3 separate regions of the Homo sapiens genome follow, and all the other regions are linked to region 2. The links are chromatin contacts, found by Hi-C or POLR2A ChIA-PET in ENCODE. All regions are on one chromosome and are shown on one strand. Each heading gives the region's core, a stretch centred on a gene start or an enhancer-like site at or near the end of the contact. The rest is flanking DNA. Distances are from core to core; before and after follow the strand shown.

What was found. A loop is a pair of places that touch in the nucleus more often than their neighbours do. ChIA-PET counts read pairs that join two places held with the same protein, here RNA polymerase II (POLR2A). Pooled maps may share reads with other maps.
Region 1: a loop to region 2 is called in a map of CD8-positive, alpha-beta T cell, with 14 times the contacts of the local background. The contact joins the enhancer-like site here to the promoter of MINPP1 in region 2. A Hi-C loop is called at or near these places in 3 of 168 maps with a recorded cell type or tissue (B cell, CD8-positive, alpha-beta T cell and chondrocyte), 3 of 37 single-sample maps with no recorded cell type and 11 of 50 pooled maps. POLR2A ChIA-PET finds 5 or more read pairs at or near these places in 1 of 52 experiments (A549).
Region 3: a loop to region 2 is called in a map of naive thymus-derived CD4-positive, alpha-beta T cell, with 25 times the contacts of the local background. The contact joins the enhancer-like site here to the promoter of MINPP1 in region 2. A Hi-C loop is called at or near these places in 1 of 168 maps with a recorded cell type or tissue (naive thymus-derived CD4-positive, alpha-beta T cell) and 6 of 50 pooled maps. POLR2A ChIA-PET finds 5 or more read pairs at or near these places in 1 of 52 experiments (activated B cell).

What each region holds. Positions count from the first base shown.
Region 1 is chr10:86,936,853-86,939,890 of GRCh38, forward strand. MMRN2 (multimerin 2) reads right to left here. Exons shown (of 7, transcript NM_024756.3): 7 at 1-273. Among named protein-coding and RNA genes, the nearest start is that of MMRN2, 19 kb to the right of the region's middle. RefSeq lists enhancers at 2,600-2,894, 3,038. Within about 2 kb of position 1,544, at least 3 of the 41 ENCODE cell types and tissues checked have a DNase peak (open chromatin) inside an H3K27ac peak, as active enhancers do.
Region 2 is chr10:87,503,321-87,506,169 of GRCh38, forward strand. MINPP1 (multiple inositol-polyphosphate phosphatase 1) reads left to right here and starts at 1,573. Exons shown (of 5, transcript NM_004897.5): 1 at 1,573-2,232. The coding sequence starts at 1,596. MIR4678 (microRNA 4678) reads left to right here and starts at 561; the gene lies at 561-634. LOC112268064 (a long non-coding RNA gene) reads right to left here and starts at 1,514. Exons shown (of 2, transcript XR_002957094.2): 1 at 1,015-1,514. RefSeq lists enhancers at 1,543-1,632, 1,793-1,852.
Region 3 is chr10:86,710,519-86,713,414 of GRCh38, forward strand. The region is part of intron 9 of LDB3 (LIM domain binding 3); the gene reads left to right. Among named protein-coding and RNA genes, the nearest start is that of LDB3, 43 kb to the left of the region's middle. RefSeq lists enhancers at 270-889, 890-1,509, 2,054-2,103 and a silencer at 624-1,313. Within about 2 kb of position 1,338, at least 35 of the 41 ENCODE cell types and tissues checked have a DNase peak (open chromatin) inside an H3K27ac peak, as active enhancers do.

The sequences.
Region 1 (3,038 bases), core at 294-2,793, 570 kb before region 2:
CCATGGCAAAGACCGTTGCTGTGCTTCCACTCCCCTGCCCAGTGGTACAGACTGGAGTCCGATGGTGACCTCCAAACACCAGCTGCCCGGTGCCTGGCCCTGGGCCAAATTCAACGCTCACTGCAAACAGGTAGACACCACGCTCAGGGGCTCGGAAGTAGCCATGTTCAGGGAAGTAGCTGCTGCCAATGTTGATGTATGTGGTGTTGAACTTCACTGTCTGCAGGGCAGCCGTCCCTTCTGAAAAGCTGGCATAGAAGGCCACAGGGGATCCTGAAACATAACAGGACAGTGCTTAGTGATTCATCCCTTACACCATTGGGTGGGAAATTAAACCCTGAGACCTACCGTCCTCACCTTATTAGCAATGGAAATAGGTCACTATTTCTAGATAACCTAGATATTCCCAACAGCAGTGTTATTGCAGGAGAAAAGCTAGATGGCCAATTCTGTTTTTCACTAATAGAGAGGAAGGAAAATGCAAGTCTGTTGTCTGAGCTGGTGTACATTTTAACAAAATACTTTCATTTTTTTTTTAGACAGGGACTCACTCTGTCTCCCAGGCTGGAGTGCAGCAGTGGTCATGACTCACTGCAGCCCTTTTTTTTTTTTAACGTAGAGATGGAGTCTTACTATGTTGCCCAGGCTGATCTGGAGCTCCTGGGCTCAAGTGATCCTCCAGCCTCAGCTTCCCAAAATGTTGGGCTTGCAGGTGAGCCACCATGCCCAGCCACAAAGCACTTTCTCGTTTGATCCCTTTTCCTTCCAACTTCCTTGAGAGACAGTATCCCTGATTGACAAAACAGGTTGAATCCTTCACCGGCTGCCCAAGGCTACATGGTTTGTAAATGGCAGGCTGGGACAGGAACACGGGTCTCTGACTCCCAGACGACCACCACTTGCTAGGAATCTTGAGATACTCAGGGGAGAGGGAGAAAATATCCATCCTCAAGGTAATAATAATGCTAACACTGGGAAGGTATCTGCAGAGCCATGAAGGCTGGATCCTCCTGGATGTTGAAGACAGAACCTTGGAGAAAGAAGGAAAGAGCAGGTGGAGCCAGGGAAGAGAAGCCCCTTCAAGCTGGTCTTCTTTTTTTTAGTTGATAAAGGGTCTCTTGTTGCCCAGACTGGAGTGCATTGGCGATCATGGCTCACTGCAGCCTCAACTTCCTGGGCTCAAGCAATCCTCCCACCTCAGCCACCTGAGTAGCTGGGTCTACAGGCATACGCCATCATGCCTGGCTAATTTTTTATTTTTTGTAGAGACAGAGTCTTGCTCTGTTGCCCAGGCTGGTCTCAAACTCCTGAGCTCAAGCGGTCCTCCCACCTCAACCCCGCAAAGTGCTGGGATTACAGGTGTGAGCCACTGTTACTGGCCAAGCTGGTCATCTTACATATGGGTAAATTGAGGCCCAGAAAGAAAAAGCTTATTGCTCCAGACCACACAACTAGTAAATTACCAAGCCTCCTGGGAACAGACCTTGAATCTCTAGACTTCTGGTTCTCTGCAGGGACCACTTTGGCCAGCCTTAGGACAGGAACACTGACAGAACACTGGTGCCAGGCCCATGCACGGGCACAGAAGCAGAGGAAGCTGCCATGTGTGGAGGGTGTACAAACAGCCAGGAAGAAGCCAGTCCTGCTGCCTGGACAGCATGGTTGGGCAGCTGGGGACAGGGTCATGAGATGGCACAGGAAAGGTAAGTCCTACTTGGGTCCTGGCTGTGACACTGGCCTTGGCACCAACGAGGTCATGTCCACCATGGGGTTCCTCAACTTGCTCCCTCTGTAGGGGTTTAAAACAAGGTCCCCATTTCTTAGGTGATAAAACCAAAGCCTTCAGAGGAGCAGTTTGCTGAGCAATTACTGACTTGGGTCCCGGAACTCAAGCCTCAGCTCTTTGACTCCCAATCCAGCAAGCCTTTGTGAATAAAAAAATGTTGCTTTTCTCTAGTTCTGGAAGATTTTCTGAGAATTAGACAGCTGAGAATAGCTTTCTCATTTGTGTTCAGATTGTGTCAAATCAGCCGGGCGCAGTGGCTCACGCCTGTAATCCCAGCACTTTGGGAGGCCAAGGCGGGCGGATCACCTGAAGTCGGGAATTCGAGACCAGCGTGACCAACATGGAGAAATCCCATCTCTACTAAAAATACAAAATTAGCCAGGCGTGGTGGGGCATACCTGTAATCCCAGCTACTTGGGAGGCTGAGGCATGAGAATCGCTTGCACCCGGGAGGCGGAGGTTGCCGTGAGCCGAGATCACGCCGTTGCACTCCAGCCTGGGCAACGAGAGTGAAACTCCGTCAAAAAAAAAAAAAAAAAAAAATGCCGGGCGCAATGGCTCACGCCTGTAATCCCAGCACTTTGGAAGGCCGAGGTGGGCGGATCACGAGGTCAGGAGATAGAGACCAGCCTGGCCAACATGGTGAAATCCCGTCTCTACTAAAACTACAAAAATTAGCTGGGCATGGTGGCAGGCGCCTGTAATCCTAGCTACTCGGGAGGCTGAGGCAGGAGAATCGTTTGAACCCGGAAGGCGGAGGTTGCAGTGAGCCGAGATCGTGCCATTGCACTCCACCCTGAGCGAAAGGGCGAGACTCCGTCTCAAAAAAAAAAAAAAAAAAAAAAAAAAAAAAAAGATTGTGCCCAAGTCAGAGGCCGGCGGCTGCCTCTGCAATTCCCCTAACACCCTGCAGGTGGTTCTCTTGCCTAGCCGAAGGAAGGCCGGCCCGCAGCGCCCTCTACCGGTGCTAGGCCCTCGTTCCGGCCGTTCCGTCCGGGCGCCTGCGCAGGGAGTTCCGCCGCAGAGAGAGACCCCCACCCCAACCCAGCCTTGCGCCTGACAGGCCCTAAGATGCGGGAAGGGCTGTGCAAACTCAGAGTGTGCTTCCCTGCAGGGCACACATTCAAGCCCTACAGCCTTCCTACAAACAAATAAAGGGAAATTTGGGGTGTGTGTGTGTGTGTGTGTGTGTGTGTGTGTTTGTGTGTGTGTGTGTGTGTGTGTGTGTTTGAGACAGAGTCCTACTCTGCCG
Region 2 (2,849 bases), core at 323-2,822:
GAAGTTATTAGTAAGCATATGTATTAGGCAAAATACAGTGAGATGAACCTGGAACAAATGCTCGCTGAATGCACTTAGAAATATTATCAGGCGACTCAGCCTATAGAGCATACGGGTTAGAATGTCTATTTTAAGAAGGAGCGGATATTTACTAAATGCTAATTTGAGCAAAGTTCTACAAAAATATCACTGACCATGAATATTCAGGCATTGACATGCTACAAAATAGCATATCGAAAAGAACATCTGTTGCCCTAAAGATGGTTTCCTGCACAGAACGTCTCCAAATTTTCAGCATTCATAGGCTGGCCCCGTTTCTTCTTGGTTAACATTTAGAGGCACGCCTAAACTTAGAGGAACACCTCTCTAAACCAAGGAGACACTTAAAGAGAAAAGGAGTAAAGATGGTGATGGGCTTATAAAGAGCAATGTAATAGTGTCTTTGAAGCAAAAGCTAACTTAATGAAAACGTGGTCCCAATTTCCTTAAATCTGGATCACCGTACGACTTCTGTAATACTTATTATTTCCCCAGCTGGCAAATAAACTGGAGTTCAAGTGGGAAAAAACAAGGTATTGTTCAGACTTATGATTTTTGGGGTCAAAGATTCTGAGCAATAACCTATTAAAAAACCCAGCTTTTGATTTGAGTATGTAAGTAAGTACATGGGAGGAACGTATGGATCTGGAGTGGTGGTAAATACAGAGCATGTTTGCTTCGCAAAGCAGATTAGCTCATACTTAATAATAGAGTAAATCTGTTGGGCCATGACTCAATGCACCCAAATTCTCTAGATTGCTATGTCTCTACTCGCTAAGCCTTCGGGAACAACAAGCACAGAACTTTTAGGGTGCTGTCTCACTGATGTCGGCGTTAGCTCTGGTAGTCCAGGTCAAGATTATACCAAAGATTCAGGACTTAAATTCCTGCAGAATGTAAGCCCCTTTCCAAGTTCTCTGCTTTACTGTATCCTGTTTATTTTCAAACTCAAATGGAAAAAAACGAAACAAAAACCTTGGGCTTCAAGAGGCATCCTGCCGCAAGGCCCAGCGATGTGAATTTTCAACAACCGTCTCAGGCAGATTTCATGCTGATGGTTCAGGCACTAAACTTTGAAAAACACAGTATCACAGAGTAGGGATGGTGATGTAAGAGTCATCTGTAAAAGCTGTGCTGTTTTGGCAGCCTGGGAGGCTAAGGTTTAGTCTAGGCGACTAAGGTTTAGTCCGGGCTGTATTCACACCCAAAACAACTAAAAAAGCGGAGGAGTCTTTGAGTCAATCCCTGAAGCTCCGGCTAAGAGGAAACTCGCCCACGCTCCAGGGCAGCGACGCCGGCTCCACCTCAGCCACGGCTGTCTCAAGCTTCTCGGGGTTTTCCGCCGGCTCCACCCGAGCCACAAGTCTACAGGACTCCTCGGAGCTTTCCGCCGGGACGCAAGACCCACCGCCAGAGGTTGGTACCTCCTAGAGAACAGCGAAGCGCATCCCGAGGGCCGCCGGCCGGAAGCGCCCTCCAGACCCGCCCCCTGCCCTCCGGAGCCGGAAGCTGGGCATCTGCAGCTGGCTCGGCGCACTCCACTGACCGTCCCGACGATGCTACGCGCGCCCGGCTGCCTCCTCCGGACCTCCGTAGCGCCTGCCGCGGCCCTGGCTGCGGCGCTGCTCTCGTCGCTTGCGCGCTGCTCTCTTCTAGAGCCGAGGGACCCGGTGGCCTCGTCGCTCAGCCCCTATTTCGGCACCAAGACTCGCTACGAGGATGTCAACCCCGTGCTATTGTCGGGCCCCGAGGCTCCGTGGCGGGACCCTGAGCTGCTGGAGGGGACCTGCACCCCGGTGCAGCTGGTCGCCCTCATTCGCCACGGCACCCGCTACCCCACGGTCAAACAGATCCGCAAGCTGAGGCAGCTGCACGGGTTGCTGCAGGCCCGCGGGTCCAGGGATGGCGGGGCTAGTAGTACCGGCAGCCGCGACCTGGGTGCAGCGCTGGCCGACTGGCCTTTGTGGTACGCGGACTGGATGGACGGGCAGCTAGTAGAGAAGGGACGGCAGGATATGCGACAGCTGGCGCTGCGTCTGGCCTCGCTCTTCCCGGCCCTTTTCAGCCGTGAGAACTACGGCCGCCTGCGGCTCATCACCAGTTCCAAGCACCGCTGCATGGATAGCAGCGCCGCCTTCCTGCAGGGGCTGTGGCAGCACTACCACCCTGGCTTGCCGCCGCCGGACGTCGCAGGTGACCCCCCGGGCGGCCCGTGTGCTGTCCCGGTCCTCCCACCCGCCCTGGATGCTCTCCCGCCTCCCCCAGACCCTGGGCTTTTCCGATGCCCCCCAGTTCTCTTTCCTCTTTTCCCAAGCCATCATCCCTCGGGCTACGTCCTCCCTGTCGAGGGATATTACAGACTTGGCTATCTCTTTTTCCCCTTACACGTATGTTCATTTATTAATTCATCAGGTGTAAATTCAGCACCTTGTACTCGCTGCCTGCTTTAGTAGAGTTGGGGATCCAACAGGAAAGGGGACAGACGAGGTCTCCCGCAATTTTTGCGCTCCCGTTCCCAAACTGAATTGCCCCTTCGAGCGCCAACCCATCCCTTCCCCCTTCCCTGGCGTCTAGTTTCACAATTGGGCGCACGTTTTAAAAAACAGAATCTAGAATTTTCTTCCTCGGGCTTTGCTTCCGATACTAGTTTTTCCTTCTTTCTTTTTTTTTTTTTTTAAACTCATCATCTTTTTCAGATGACAGTTTTAGACCTACACCCTGTTTTAGGAACCTGATCTCAAGCCTTTGTGTCCTCCTTTTTTCTTCTGTTTTGTTCATGTTTTTACTGTAGCGTTCCCATCGTTGTAGCT
Region 3 (2,896 bases), core at 88-2,587, 790 kb before region 2:
GTTGCAGTGAGCCGAGACTGCACCATTGCACTCCAGCCTGGGCGACAGAATGAGACTCCATCTTCTCTGTGTCATGCCAGTGTGCGAGATTTGGCCGCAGCCATGGGGGTACAGAACAGCACATAAGGAGCCTAGACTCGGGAGCAGGTCCTATCCAGGCGCAGGGAGAAACCCCAGGGAAGTTTTCTCTGCCGCTGGAGCCCAGGGAGATGAGACAGGCACTGAGTCAGGGCAGGCCTTGCTTCGGGGCGCTGGTTCATGAAGCTCGCTCTGACAGCAGGGCTGAGTGTGGGCGGTCGAAGCGGCTTTTGCCCGAGACAGAGGCCGGTGCCACGGCCTGCTCTGCTCTCGAAGGCAAAGTGCCTCATCCATCCAGGCTGCGCTGTTCATGGACACCTTGTGTTCTGGGGATGGAATGAAGCACCCAGCACAGCGTCTGTCACACGGGAGGTGCCCTTCTCTGTCCCTACAGAGAAGGGGCAAGGATAGACGGTTCTGAGGTGAAAACTCCGCAGGGCGAGGTGGCATTTTGCAGTAGTGAAAAGCCTTAGATGGAGCAGTGGGAAGAGGCTGCCCCTGCAGAGACTGGGAACACAGGGAGGGGAGGCTGGAGAGGAGTTGGAGGAGAAGCGGCGGGTGGAGGCGAGGCCTTGCCGGGGCACAAGGAGGACATTTCCGTCTCTTCCTGGGGAGGCGCTTCTGGCACCTTCCGGGGCGGCCTCCGGCTGTCTTCGCCCAGCCCGCCAGGCGGCGTCAGGGCTCCGGGGGCGCGCGGCCAGCCCGCCCTGCGTCTCCTTCCTCCTCCTTCCCGGGCTGGGGCCCAGGCGAGCGAGACGGGCCGGAGCCGCGGGCCCCCGCGCCGTTCCCAGGCCGCGCAGACATTAACTCATTCCTGCCTAGGGGGAAAGAGGCGGCCGGGCGGGCGCGCGCTGGAGTCGGCCTGCCTCCACCTCCCTCTCCGGGAGGCCCGGCTGCCAAGCGGAGTCCGGGGGCGGCTGGCAGGCGGCCCCGTATGAAGTGGGGCGTGTGGTCCCGAGCCCCCCTCCGCTCCCCTTCCCTCCAGGCTCTTCGGATCCGGGCGTCAGAGAGGGCGGGGAGCCCGCGCGGGACCCGGAGCGCCGCGGCCGCAGCCGCAGCTCCCCCCGGGGCCTCCTCCGGGCCGAGGGCGGCGTTCGCAGGCCGGATCTTATCGCTGGCGCCCGAGGTGGGCGGCCGCTCCCCGGAACACCTGAGGCCCGGGAGGGGGCGGGCGGCGGCGGCGCGGAGACCCTGCGCGCGGGCCGGGGACGGTCACGTTGGCCCGCGGGCCGGGCGGCGGCCAGGCGCTTGCGGAGAGCCGGGCCCGGCCCGGCGTGAGTCAGAAATCACCTTGTTTAATTACATATCCCCGAGCCCGCCGAGTGCGATAGGGGACTTTTGAACTTGCCAATTAGAGATGAAATATCACCTTCTAATTTAGACTGGCTTAATTCCGTCACGCAAAAATAGCAACAGCCCCGGGGCTGCGAGATGGGATATCAGGTCTCTCCTGGCGTGACGGCGAGCCAGGCTGAAGGATGCAGAAGCTGAGGGCTGCGAAGCGCCACTGCCTGCTCGCCCCCCGACGGAGTCGGGGTTGCGACGGGGGAACGGAGCTGCCGGGCCGGGCCACCGAGGCCGGGGAGGTTCCTTCTCTGGGTGGGTTAGCCCCAAGCAAGGAAGCCGTCAAATCGGGGTCCAGATTCTAGCCTGCCTCTGTGAGACCTCTGTGTTGTGGGGGCTGGAAAAGAAAAGGAGGTGGATCCGGGAGTCTGTAAGGCCTTCCGATGGAGGGAAGCGACTGCCAGGCAGGGGGAATAGGGTTAGTATTGCTGGAGGGAGGCAGGAAAGGTGGGCCAGGGCCCTGTTTACTTGAAAGGGGGCGTACTAAAGCCTGTTTTGCTGCTTGGGGAGTTTCTAAGCGGGCATCTGCTGTTGAGTCTGGCAGCCTGAGCTCGTTTCGGCTAAGCAGTTCACCAGCTGGATGACTTGGAGGCAGCCATTTAAGCTCTCCAAGTCTCAGTTCCTCATCTGTAAAATGGACTTGCAAATATTATCTGCCTCCTTGGATTGCAGCGAGTAATAAGGCACGTAAAGGGCCTGGCATGTGGAAGCAGTCATTTTGGTGAAGGCAGCACCACGCAATAGAAATTTCCTATTAGCCACATTTTTAAAAAATAAAAGAAAGCAAGTTAAATTCATTTTAATATATTTTCTTTGACTACATATATTTAAGATATCAGGCCGGACGCAGTGGCTCACGCCAGTAATCCCAGCACTTTGGGAGGCCGAGGCGGGCGGATCATAAGGTCAGAAGATCGAGACCACCAGGGTAACACGGTGAAACCCCGTCTCTACTAAAAAAGTACAAAAAATTAGCCGGGCGTGGTGGCGGGCGCCTGTAGTCCCAGCTACTCGGGAGGCTATGGCAGGAGAATCACTTGAACCCAGGAGGCAGAGGTGGCTGTGAAGCCGAGATTGCGCCACTGCACTCCAACTTGGGCGACAGAGCAAGGCTCCGTCTCAAAAATATATATATATATATATAATTTCAACATATAATCAATATAAAATAATTATTAATGTGCCTTCAAAATCTGGTGTGTGTTTTACACTAACGGCACTTCTTGGTCGGACTAGCCACATTTCAGCTGCTCATCGGCCACGTAGCACTATGTATTGGACACCGCAGGATTAGGGCTTCTGGTCTTAATCTTTTTATTTTTTGAGATGGAGTTTCTCTTTTGTTGCCCAGGCTGGAGTACAATGGCACGACTTCGACTCACTGCAACCTCCACCTCCCGGGTTCAAGAGATTCTCCTGCCTTAGCCTCCCGAGTAGCTGGGTTTACAAGGCGCCCACCACCATGCCCGGCTAC